2 separate regions of the Homo sapiens genome follow, and region 1 is linked to region 2. A link is a contact called in ENCODE Hi-C or POLR2A ChIA-PET data. All regions are on one chromosome and are shown on one strand. Each heading gives the region's core, a stretch centred on a gene start or an enhancer-like site at or near the end of the contact. The rest is flanking DNA. Distances are from core to core; before and after follow the strand shown.

Region 1 (5,019 bases), core at 916-3,415, 120 kb before region 2:
GATGAAGCACAGATTGGAGTGATTCATCTACCAGTCAAAGGCTCCCAGCAGCCCCAGAAGCTAGGAGAGAGGCATGGAAGAGAGTTGCCCTCAGAGTCTTCCCGAAGGAACCAATCCTGCAAACATCTTGATTTCAAACCACTGGCCACTGGCCTTCAGAACTAAGAGAATAAATTTCTGTTGTTTTAAACCAGCAAGTCTGTGATAATTTGCCCAGCAGCCCTGGGAAACTAATCCAGTCTGCACCTTAACTCAGCTGAACAAAGTCCCATGCAGAGTCCGGGGCAGGACTCTACCGTCACTAGGCTATCCAGTTTGGACAGCTGGAAGAGCCACTGGCCTGTATGAGCATCTGTGCTCCGATGGGCTTCCTTATGAAAATGTGTGTATGTGGGCATTCTAGACTCCGGGAAACCAGTGAAATGCAGCACATACGGCACTCCAGAGAATACTAAAAGATGACCCGAAAGAATATGCAGACAGTTACAGTTAGAGTCTCAGGTTTCCTTGTGAGTATATGCATGTGCACACACACCCACAGCCTGAAGGCAGAGATGATATCTGTTTCATTTAGTGTTCTTTTTCTCCACCTGTCCTTGTGCCATATGGTGCTTTGCACACACTAGGCATGGGATCACAGTTTGATGAATGAAGGAAGGAGAGAAGAAAATGAATTCATTAGTTAGTGAATTCCCAGGATATGGACTGGAGCCAAAAGAAGCAGGTTGCTCTTGGATACACCAATAAATCCCTGTGCTGATCTATCCTTCCAAATAGGTGCAAAATGCTAAATTAAGAATCATAAATCTGTGGGAAAGTCAGAATATGAATCAAATTGATTTACCTGTGCCAAGAATTAGTTCAAACCTGTGCAGGCTCTTGCCTACAACCCTCAGACACACTCTTTTCTAGCACACTTGGGTATATAAGAAGGACTAAGTGACCCTGCTAGGTTAAACGTCTCAGTTTGATGACCAATTAAGGCAGCATGGCCAGAAGTCAGGGATGCAGACTCTGAAGCAAGCCTTCCTGGACTCACATCCCAGCTCTGCCACTGACTATTGGTGTGACCAAGGGAAGATGAGGTAACCTCTCTTTACCTCAGTTCCTGCATCTGTAAAATGGGGATAATCGTTGTACAACTTCATAGAGTTACTGTGAGGATTACATGACTTACTATTTATAGACTCCTTAAAACACTGGCTAATATAAAGAGCACCACAAATATGTTTACTGTTGTTATTCTTCCTTTTTGCATTCAGGTATAGCTTGACCAATGGACAAATTAGAGCTCTCAGCCAAGCGTGCTGGCTCACGCCTGTAATCCCAGCACTTTGGGAGGCGGAGGCAGGAGGATCACCTGAGCCCAAGAGTTCAAGGCCAGACATAATGAGACCCTTATCTGTACAAAAATACAAAAAAATAAAAATTAGCCAGGCATAGTGGTGCATGCCTATAGTCCTAGCTACTTGGGAGGCTGAGGTGAGAGGATCCTTGAGCTTGGGAAGTTGAGGTTGCATTGAGCCAAGACCCTGCCACTGCACTCCAGCCTGTGACTGAGAGACCCTGTCTCCAACAACAACCAAAAAAGAAAAGAAAAGAAAAGAAAAAAGCACGAAAAACCAAACAAACAAACAAACCGAACAACAACAAAAACAACACATCTGAGCTCACAAAACTTAACTCTGGACCTCAGAATATTCTAGCATCAGATGAAGGACTGAAGGATGGTATAGACAATGACTCATGCCGGGGAGCCCATAGTAGCCCATCAGCGAAGTGCGAGAAGTTAGTGGGACAGGCTAAGTCACAGATGAGAAGGCAGTAGAGGCAGGAAAAATGCCCTCCATTCTCCAATATGGACAGAAGTATTGCAGGAAGCTGGAGGCCTTGTATAAAATGCATTCTTTGCTTTGCATGGTCCTCAACCCTCTTTTCTTCTTTTCTGAGCTGAGAACACTGTCATTTTATGAAAAGAATAACAAAGATGCATATATGCCTATAAATGGAAGATGAAGTGGTGACTGAGGGCTTCCTCCTGCCAAGGAAAACAAGTGCAAGGCAGCTGGAGAGAGAGGAGCCACGGAAGTCTACAGAACCAGAAGCGCTCCATCTCCCTGGGACCTGGCTCTGGTCTGTGCAGGCTTGGCCGTCTGGGAACGGCAGCTCCATGGTCCTGCGGGAGAGACCTGCCAGGAACCTTGGGGCCACAAATCAGGAGTTGCTGGGAGCTGAATGCTGCAATTTGCCATGGGAAAAGAAAGAGACAATTGGAGGCTGGTGGCCCAGAGAAACCACTGCTGAATTTGAGAGACATCGACTGAAAGATTGCTGTGTGTGAGGCATGGAACCATGGGGCAGAATAAGCAAGGCTGGCATGCTTTCTGTCCTTGAAGACCTAGAGTCAATGGGGAGGAGACCTGTGAAAGTGAGAGTAAGACACATACAGATGTGACTGCACCTTCCGAAGCATCAGCTCTGCTTTGAATCCGGAAGAACTAGGTTTCTGAGCCGCAGGGGGCTCGCTCAGTTTAAGGAAGTGACATTGGAGAAGTTGTGAAGGAAGGGCAGGATTTAGACAAGGGGAGACGGGGCCATAGGAGGGCAAGTGACTGATGTGACCCGGTATGGAGGCAGGGAGAAAATGGCACCTTTTGGTGGGGGGATGAGGAGGAGCAAGGGATCCAATTTGACAGGTTGGGCAAAAATGTGACAAAAAATGTGTAAGTGCACAACTTGGTAGAGTGCTCTTGAAACCAGGCTGGGCAATCTGTGCCTGGTTCTGGAAGCAACGGAAACTCACTGAAGGGGTGGGAGGCTAGAGAGCATGTGACCAGCACTGGAGCCCAGGCTCTAGGATAACTTATGGGCAGCAAGTGAAGATGGACTGGAACAGAAAGAAAGAAGACTCCTTATGGCTGTCAGCCCTTGGAAAGAAGGAAACCTAAGGCTTTTGTGCGACTTAAAAAACAAAAAAAATCTAGCCAGGTATGGTGACTCACACCTGTAATCCCAGCACTTTTGGAGGCCAAGGGAGGCTGATTGCTTGAGGCCAAGAGTTTGAGATGAGCCTGGGCAACACAGGAAGACCCCATCTCTACAAAAGCTAGAAAAATTAGCCACGTGTGGTGGCGTGCACTGGTAGTCCCAGCTACCCGGGAGGCTGAGGTGAGAGGATCACTTGAACCCAGGGAGGTCGAGGCTGCCGTGAGCCATGATTGTGCCACTGCACTCCAGCCTGGGTGACAGAGAGAGACCCCATTTCAAAGTAATAATAATAATAAATAAATAATCAAAATTCCCTACCACAATTTACCTATGAGGACACCACTCTGCCCATCCTTCCTGCCTCATCTTGTGCCACCTTCCTGTGCTCCAGCAGCACTGGCTGGCTTTCTGGTCCTCTGACACACCAAGCCTTTTTGATCTCAAAGCCTTAGCTTGTCTCCAAGATGGTCACCATCCCTTCCCTCCTTGACGACACCAGCCATTTTCCCTTTGAGAAGGAGAGTCTAATTCTCCATGTCCTACAGTCTGGACTGTGACTTCCTTGATCAACAGGATACTGCAGAAGTGATACTAGCCCAGCCTAGGTCTAGTCTTTAAAAAGACAAGTGGTTTCCTCTTCCTTGCTCACTCTGGACAAAGCCAGGCTCCACAGAAGAAATTCAACCATCCCGAGCCCTCCATGCCATTAGAAAGCCCAAACTAGCCATGTGGAGAAGCTACATGGAGAGAGAGCGTTGATAGCAACCTCCACCTATTCCAGCCAGCCTAACCCAAAGGCCAGGCAAGGGAGTGAAGGGACTATCTTGAATATCCATTCAGCCAAGTCCAGCCTTCTGATGACTCCAGCCCCAGCAGCTGTCTGACTACCACTGCGTGAGAGACTCCGGTGGGAATTGACACCCAGCAGAGGCCAATCAATCCACAGGTCTGTGGGAAATAATAATAATAATACCTTTTTGTTCTAAGCCACTAAATTTTGGGGTAGTTTTGTCTTCTCTCTAGAATATTCTGTCTCCCTCACCCATAAGCTGACATCCCCCATGGCTGGTCATTGTCAAACTTCAGGCCCCAGCCCACTTTAGGGCCTTCCTTTCCCACCCTACCTACATACCCCGGGTCCCCACCACCCTGAATGTCATTGTGTTACTCATACTCCTTGCACCCTTCCTGATGTGTCTCATAAATGACTTATTCTGTTAGTGACTGCTACCTCTCTCCCTTCACTAAACATGGGCCCTCTGAGGTTAGAAGCCATGAATACTTGAACCACTATTTCATTACCATACCTAGCAGACAGTATGTGTTCAATAAATATTTGTCAAATGGGTGAATAAGTCATAATCTCTCTACATAGCACAGAGCCACCAACAGGATGATGATAAATTTCCAGAGCCCCAGTGGTCTAACAAGCAAATAAGTGAGTAATTACATTTAGCTGTGACATTAGTCTTGCTCCAAGGGGTTCATAAGCTACTTTAAAAGTCTTTAAAGTATGTTCCTTCTGTATCCCCCAAAGCAGCTCATCTAAGAAGGGCTGCATAGAAGCTGTTCATTACATAGTCACTGATTTATTGATAGAAAATTGAATCAAAAAGCAAGTCTGGTCAACAGAGCAAGATCCCATCTCTACAAAAAATTAAAAATAAATTAGCTGGCATGGTAGCATGTGCCTGTAGTCTCAGCCACTCAGGGTGTTGAGGCAGAGGATGGCTTAAGCCCAGGAGGTCAAGGCTACAGTGAGCGGTGATTGTGCCACTCCACTCCAGCCTAGGCAACAGAGTGAGACCCTGTCTCAAAAAAAAAAAAAAAAAAAAAAAAAAAAAGGAATAAAATTGATCAAAAAAACCCAATGATTTAATGGATGGGTTATAATAGTAGAGTCAATTCTAGGAGGTCTGACACCAAAGGGATCCCCCTAAGACTGAAAGAGATCATTTAAAAGACAATCAAGAGAGACTGAGGTTGTTTTCTTCTCTTTTAACAACTCTCCTCAATGCAGAGAAATGTACA
Region 2 (5,193 bases), core at 923-3,422:
TTAGTAGAGATGGGGTTTCACTGTGTTGACCAGGATGATCTCGATCTCTTGACCTCGTGATCCGCCCACCTCGGCCTCCCAAAATGCTGGGATTACAGGCATGAGCCACTGCTCCCGGCCTGGGCAATCTTTTTGGAGTTTGTTGCAACCTGTGATGCCTGGCTCCAGGATCGAGCCAGGGGCTAACAGCCCTCACCTGCCACTCCCTTTGCACAGCCCGGAGCCAGCTGTGTGGAGTCTGCCATTCCTAGACCGGCAGAGGACTGATTCAACTCCTGCCAGAGTTCCCTGAGTCCTAGCCCCAAGCTTTTTCTCGCCGCGCCCACAAAGCCCTTGCTGGATACCCCTCTCTCATGCACTCAAACCTCTCTAAGATTTATTTTTCCCCACCACGCCTAAGCTCTTAGGGCTTCTGGCTTCATATTTTATCTCCTTGGTGGCTCGCCAGAGAGAAGAAAGAGGAGTGCAGGACAGCGATCTGAAATAATGACAGAAAGAAAGGGGGAAGATCACATATGACTCTAAGACTCCCAGCTAGCTCCTTCTTCCCAGTGACCTACTGGAGAAATTTAATTAAGAAGATCTATCGGTCAAGTTTCTGGAGGGCCTCTGGAATTCTCCAAGGATCTCCAAGGACTTGAGAAATGTTTTGAAATAGAAAATTAACAATTACGGAATCATTCAAAAAACAAAACAAAACAAACACTGAAATGACCTCTGGCCTAGATATTTCTATTTGCCTTGGTACCCCAAATGTCCTACATGCAGATGTGCGTGCACACCAGCTCCACAAAAACCTGAAGATGCCAGGGACTGGGCCCACCCAAGTGGAGTTGCCAGAGTTAACAAATAAAAATATAGCACACTCAATTAAATTTGAATTTTAGACAAATAATTTTTGCGGGCATCTGTAATCCCAGCTACTCAGGAGGCTGAGGCAGGAGAATCACTTGAACTTAGGAGGCAGAGGTTGCAGTGAGCTGAGATCGTGCCACTGCACTCCAGCCTGGGCAAAAAGAACAGAACTCTGTCTCAAATAATAATAATAATAATGTTTAATATAAATGTGTCTACTATGGAGTGGGACACATTTTTACTGCAATTTATTAGTTGTTTATCTGAAATTCAAATTTAACTGGACTCCCTAGATTTTATCAGGCTTCCCTAACCCTCAGGCCTCTGCCTCTAGGTTCTCCACAGAGGTACTCTCACCTAGGCCCACATAAACATTCTGTCCACTAATGTGAACCTCGATCCATTGTGAATTCTCCCTATTTGCATGTAGTCATCTAAAATATTACCCAGGGCTGGGGGGCTGGGGAGTAGTGCATTTTTTTCATGCCTCTTACCACCTGCCTGACCCCTGATCTCACTCAGGAATGTCATCCATGAGTCGAAATCTAGTCATCTAATTTTGGAGGCCCTTCCCCCTCACCAGGCCACGCAGAGACACTGTCCCTGGGACCTGTGGTGCAAGGAAATTGCCCTCATTGATGGCCATGGCCCATGCAATGCTGAAAGGAAGGAGGTGCCCACCTGGAAATTCTGGGGTTTTAAAAGGCTCCCTACCTGGAGAGATCCAACCAGACTGCACTTGCCCTTGAGTACTAGGAGTACTCAAACTCACCAAATGTCAAAGACCTTTGGCATCTCGGAAGGTTCTTAGCTCACCCGTTCTAAATTCTCCCTCCACAGCAGTCCTGGGAGAGGAAGTTTGGGTTAAGAAAAAGGCTAAAAGTATTGGCTCGTGTAAAAAGTTTAATTTCCAGATGCTAGAGAAAATCAAAGAAGTGGCTTAGATTGCTTTTTCTGGTTTCTAAGGTAACATCACAGAGATGTCCAGGTCAGTGGGGGTGCTGTCATAGCAGCTCTCTTGCTAAAGGGCCAGAGGAGTGTTTTGTGCCTGTTATGAATGGTCCCGACCCTGTACTCCATAGAGACAGACCATGGCCCTGGAGCCAGGGTCTCAGGACCTCTCTTATTCTTTTCTTGGCACTCAGTCTGGAGAGCTGGGCATCCGCCAAGTGGGTGGGCTGTCTCTTCCAATAGAGAAGAGAAAAGATCTCCCGAGTCTCTGGTAGGACTCCTTGAAACATCTCCCTTGGGGCTTTTCCCTTGGTCGGCATGTGTGAACAAGACTCCCTCATGTTTCTGACTCACTCTGAAATGAGTTCTGCCCAGAGCTCGGGTCTCTAGCTGGCAGCTTGGCAATGAGCCTGGGATAGTGGGGAAAGGAGGCATTCTTCCCAGGTTTCCAAAGCTGACTTGCCTCAGAGATGCAAGCCCCCAGCCAGCCTTCTTCTAGGCTTCTATTTCCAGGTTGGGAGAATGGGTTCACTGAGCCAGCCAGATATTGTGGGAAGGAACAAAGAGATGATGTCTGTGAACGTATGGTGAATTCTCAAAAAAATAGGGCTGAGATCCAAAACATCAGGCATCTTGCAAAGGTAAGATATAGTTTAAAACTTTCAAAACAGATTTTATGTCTCCAGAATCTCTCCCTTGAGAAATTCAGAGTCTGATCTCTGGTCTCCTTGAAACCAATCAATTAAAAAAAAAATTGAGCTACAAGGCTTCCAAAGGAGCGGGGGCCGGGGGAAAGGCCAGGTGCAGTGGCTCACGCATATAATCCCAGCACGTTGGGAGGCCAAGGTGGGCAGATCACCTGAGGTCAGGAGTTCGAGACCAGCCTGGCCAACATGGCAAAACCCAGTCTCTACTAAAAATACAAAAATTAGCTGGGTGTGGTGGCAGGCGCCTGTAATCCCAGCTACTCAGGAGGCTGAGGCAGGAGAATCGCCTGAACCCAGGAGGCCAAGTTTGTATTGAACCGAGATCACACCATTGCACCACAGCCTGGGCAACAACAGCGAAACTCCATCTCAAAAAAGAAGAAGAACAATGAGAAGAAGAGTTCAAACTGCAGCAAGAGGAACATTGTTGGATGCTACAGGAGTTTCCTAAGCATGAAAGTTGTCTAGCTTGAAAACTGATGGAAGAATGAACTCCTGTCGTGCAGCACCTTGCAGAGTTGACATTCCATGAAGACACAGAATGCCCAAACCCTTCGAGGTGAGAGAAGAAGAGGACTTCTGTGACAGCCAAGCAGCACTCACAATCAGAAAATCCATGGCGGTGTTCTCATAAAGGCTCTTTGGGTTGCAAGGAACAGAAACCCCCTCCAACTAGTTCAAGGGAATAGAGGCGTGGTTGAAAAGGTACCAGGAATGTCATGGGAAAATGGGGAAGATGTCATGGGTCCCTGGAACGGGAGAACCAAAAGCCTTTGTGATCCAGGGCCATTGTCTCTTGATTCCATCCTCCTCGCCTGCTGCTATTTGTTCCTCTTATCCTTCTTCCAATATTCCATCCTCCTAAGGCTTCTCACCTCCCATGACTGCCCCTAACTGATCCTTCCTCCTGTGTGCCTTTCATTCTTTCATTTATGAAAGAGAGAATCGAATTGTCCCAGACTCACCCGTGGGTGGATTCCGATAGGATCAGGTGTCCTGCCTTGAGCAGTCACTGTGATGGAGCAGGAGGCGTTCAAAGCACTGAGGCTCGCTCCCTGTGAACAGAGGCAGGACAGGCAATTATCACTAGGCCTGGTACAGAAGGAAAGGGGAATACATTAAGAGGAGAAGCCAAGGCTATCTTAAAAAGAGAGAACACTCTTTGCTATCCACAGTGAATGTGAAGAGTTGGAACTTCAGGTCGAAAGCCCATTTACTTATTGAACAGTATGCTTAAGAAGGTTATGTATATTATCCTGTTTTGCATTCCCACCATTGTGGGTTAAATTATTTCCGTTTTACAAGTGAGGAGCACTGAAGCTCAAAATGGCACACACCAAGGTCACTCAGCTGAGGGAGGCATCGTGGTCCAACTCAGTTTTGTGTGACTCCCAGCTGGTATGTTTTCGGACAGAGTCAGACTCTGAACAAGGGTGTCCCTCTGAAACTTGAGTCAAATGAGATGCAGACAATTAAAGTCAAGCTACTCTCCAAATCACACTACATGAGGAGGAATGGGATGAGAGAGGAAGGCCAGGGGGAGGTAAATGGATTTTGCTTTCTGAGAAATAGGAAGGATGTAGGGGTAGAAAGATGGAAGATGTGTGGCCTGTCTGAGAACTCTGGGGGTGAGGCACGGGGTGGCAAAGAAAAATGAAATCCAAGGCCATAGAAAAGTACATACTTTAAAGGAGTGGGTTTTTCTGTTGTTGTTCTTTGTTCCTATACCAGAAGTGCCTATTAAAAAAAAAACAAAAAAAAAAAAACAAAAAAAAACAACAACAAAAAAAAACTCTGCTGTTGCTCCAGCAACGAACAGAGCCAGAGCCCTGCAAGGCCTTTGCCAGGTCAAGAGCTTTTTCTATTCCCGCTACCCCCAACATTTCTATTGTCAAGGAGGAAGAGCCGAGGCCGCCGAGACACACCACTCAGAAGACTCAGCAGAAACCCGGACCTTGCTTGAAATAGAAGGGAAGTTAAAGACAGGTATAGGGAAGTGGGTGGGGTGAGAGGGATACTACGGGCTCTGCCCAGTGATACCTGAAGACAGTGACTGAGGCAGAGACCAAAATCAAGCCCTGACGTGGATCTATATGGAAAGTAAAAGCACAGGGAACAGAGAAAAATGCTCAAAGCTAAAAGACACACACACACACACACTCCCAGAGACCCAGAAACAGACACACACACAAAGCGAGAAACACGGGCCAGAGAAAGAAAGGAGGGCTGCCTTGTTTATTCTCGTGAAAGACATCTGGATTTCTCAGTGAGGTCTCCACTTGGTCCTTCCCTCATTTTCCAGCTGGACTGGCTGGCGGAATGCTGGCTGCAGAGGTGCCGTTGAGTCAGCACCAGATCCTAGCTTAGTCCCGCTGCCCCTCTGCTCTGCCCTGTGCCAGACCACACAGCCTTCCGCCCCTTCCTGCCAAGCATGGCTCAGCTCCCTGTCCAGGTAACACACTTCAAAGGCACTGGGTTGAGATGGGGCAGGCTGGGCCAGCCTCAGGATGGGAGCAGTTTCCAAAAGGCCCCAGCCCAAACACTCCTCATCAATTTTCTAGAATGTCTTCCCTCCGCCACTCCCTGCCCCACTTCCCTGACACTTTGAATAACCCCTGGAAGTTAGAACTGGAGAACTCAGTTTTTCACTGGGGCTGTCAGCCTCTTCTGCACTGCGAGT

The links. A loop is a pair of places that touch in the nucleus more often than their neighbours do. ChIA-PET counts read pairs that join two places held with the same protein, here RNA polymerase II (POLR2A). Pooled maps may share reads with other maps.
Region 1: a map of chondrocyte shows a loop between it and region 2 (2.6-fold over the local background). The contact joins two enhancer-like sites. A Hi-C loop is called at or near these places in 6 of 168 maps with a recorded cell type or tissue (Right ventricle myocardium superior, chondrocyte and heart left ventricle) and 4 of 50 pooled maps. POLR2A ChIA-PET finds 5 or more read pairs at or near these places in 2 of 52 experiments (H1 and MCF 10A).

What each region holds. Positions count from the first base shown.
Region 1 is chr2:216,835,442-216,840,460 of GRCh38, reverse strand. No RefSeq gene overlaps it. Among named protein-coding and RNA genes, the nearest start is that of TNP1, 22 kb to the left of the region's middle. Within about 2 kb of position 2,165, at least 3 of the 41 ENCODE cell types and tissues checked have a DNase peak (open chromatin) inside an H3K27ac peak, as active enhancers do.
Region 2 is chr2:216,710,755-216,715,947 of GRCh38, reverse strand. IGFBP-AS1 (IGFBP5 antisense RNA 1) reads right to left here. Exons shown (of 6, transcript NR_187138.1): 2 at 3,479-3,568. Among named protein-coding and RNA genes, the nearest start is that of IGFBP5, 18 kb to the right of the region's middle. Within about 2 kb of position 2,172, at least 13 of the 41 ENCODE cell types and tissues checked have a DNase peak (open chromatin) inside an H3K27ac peak, as active enhancers do.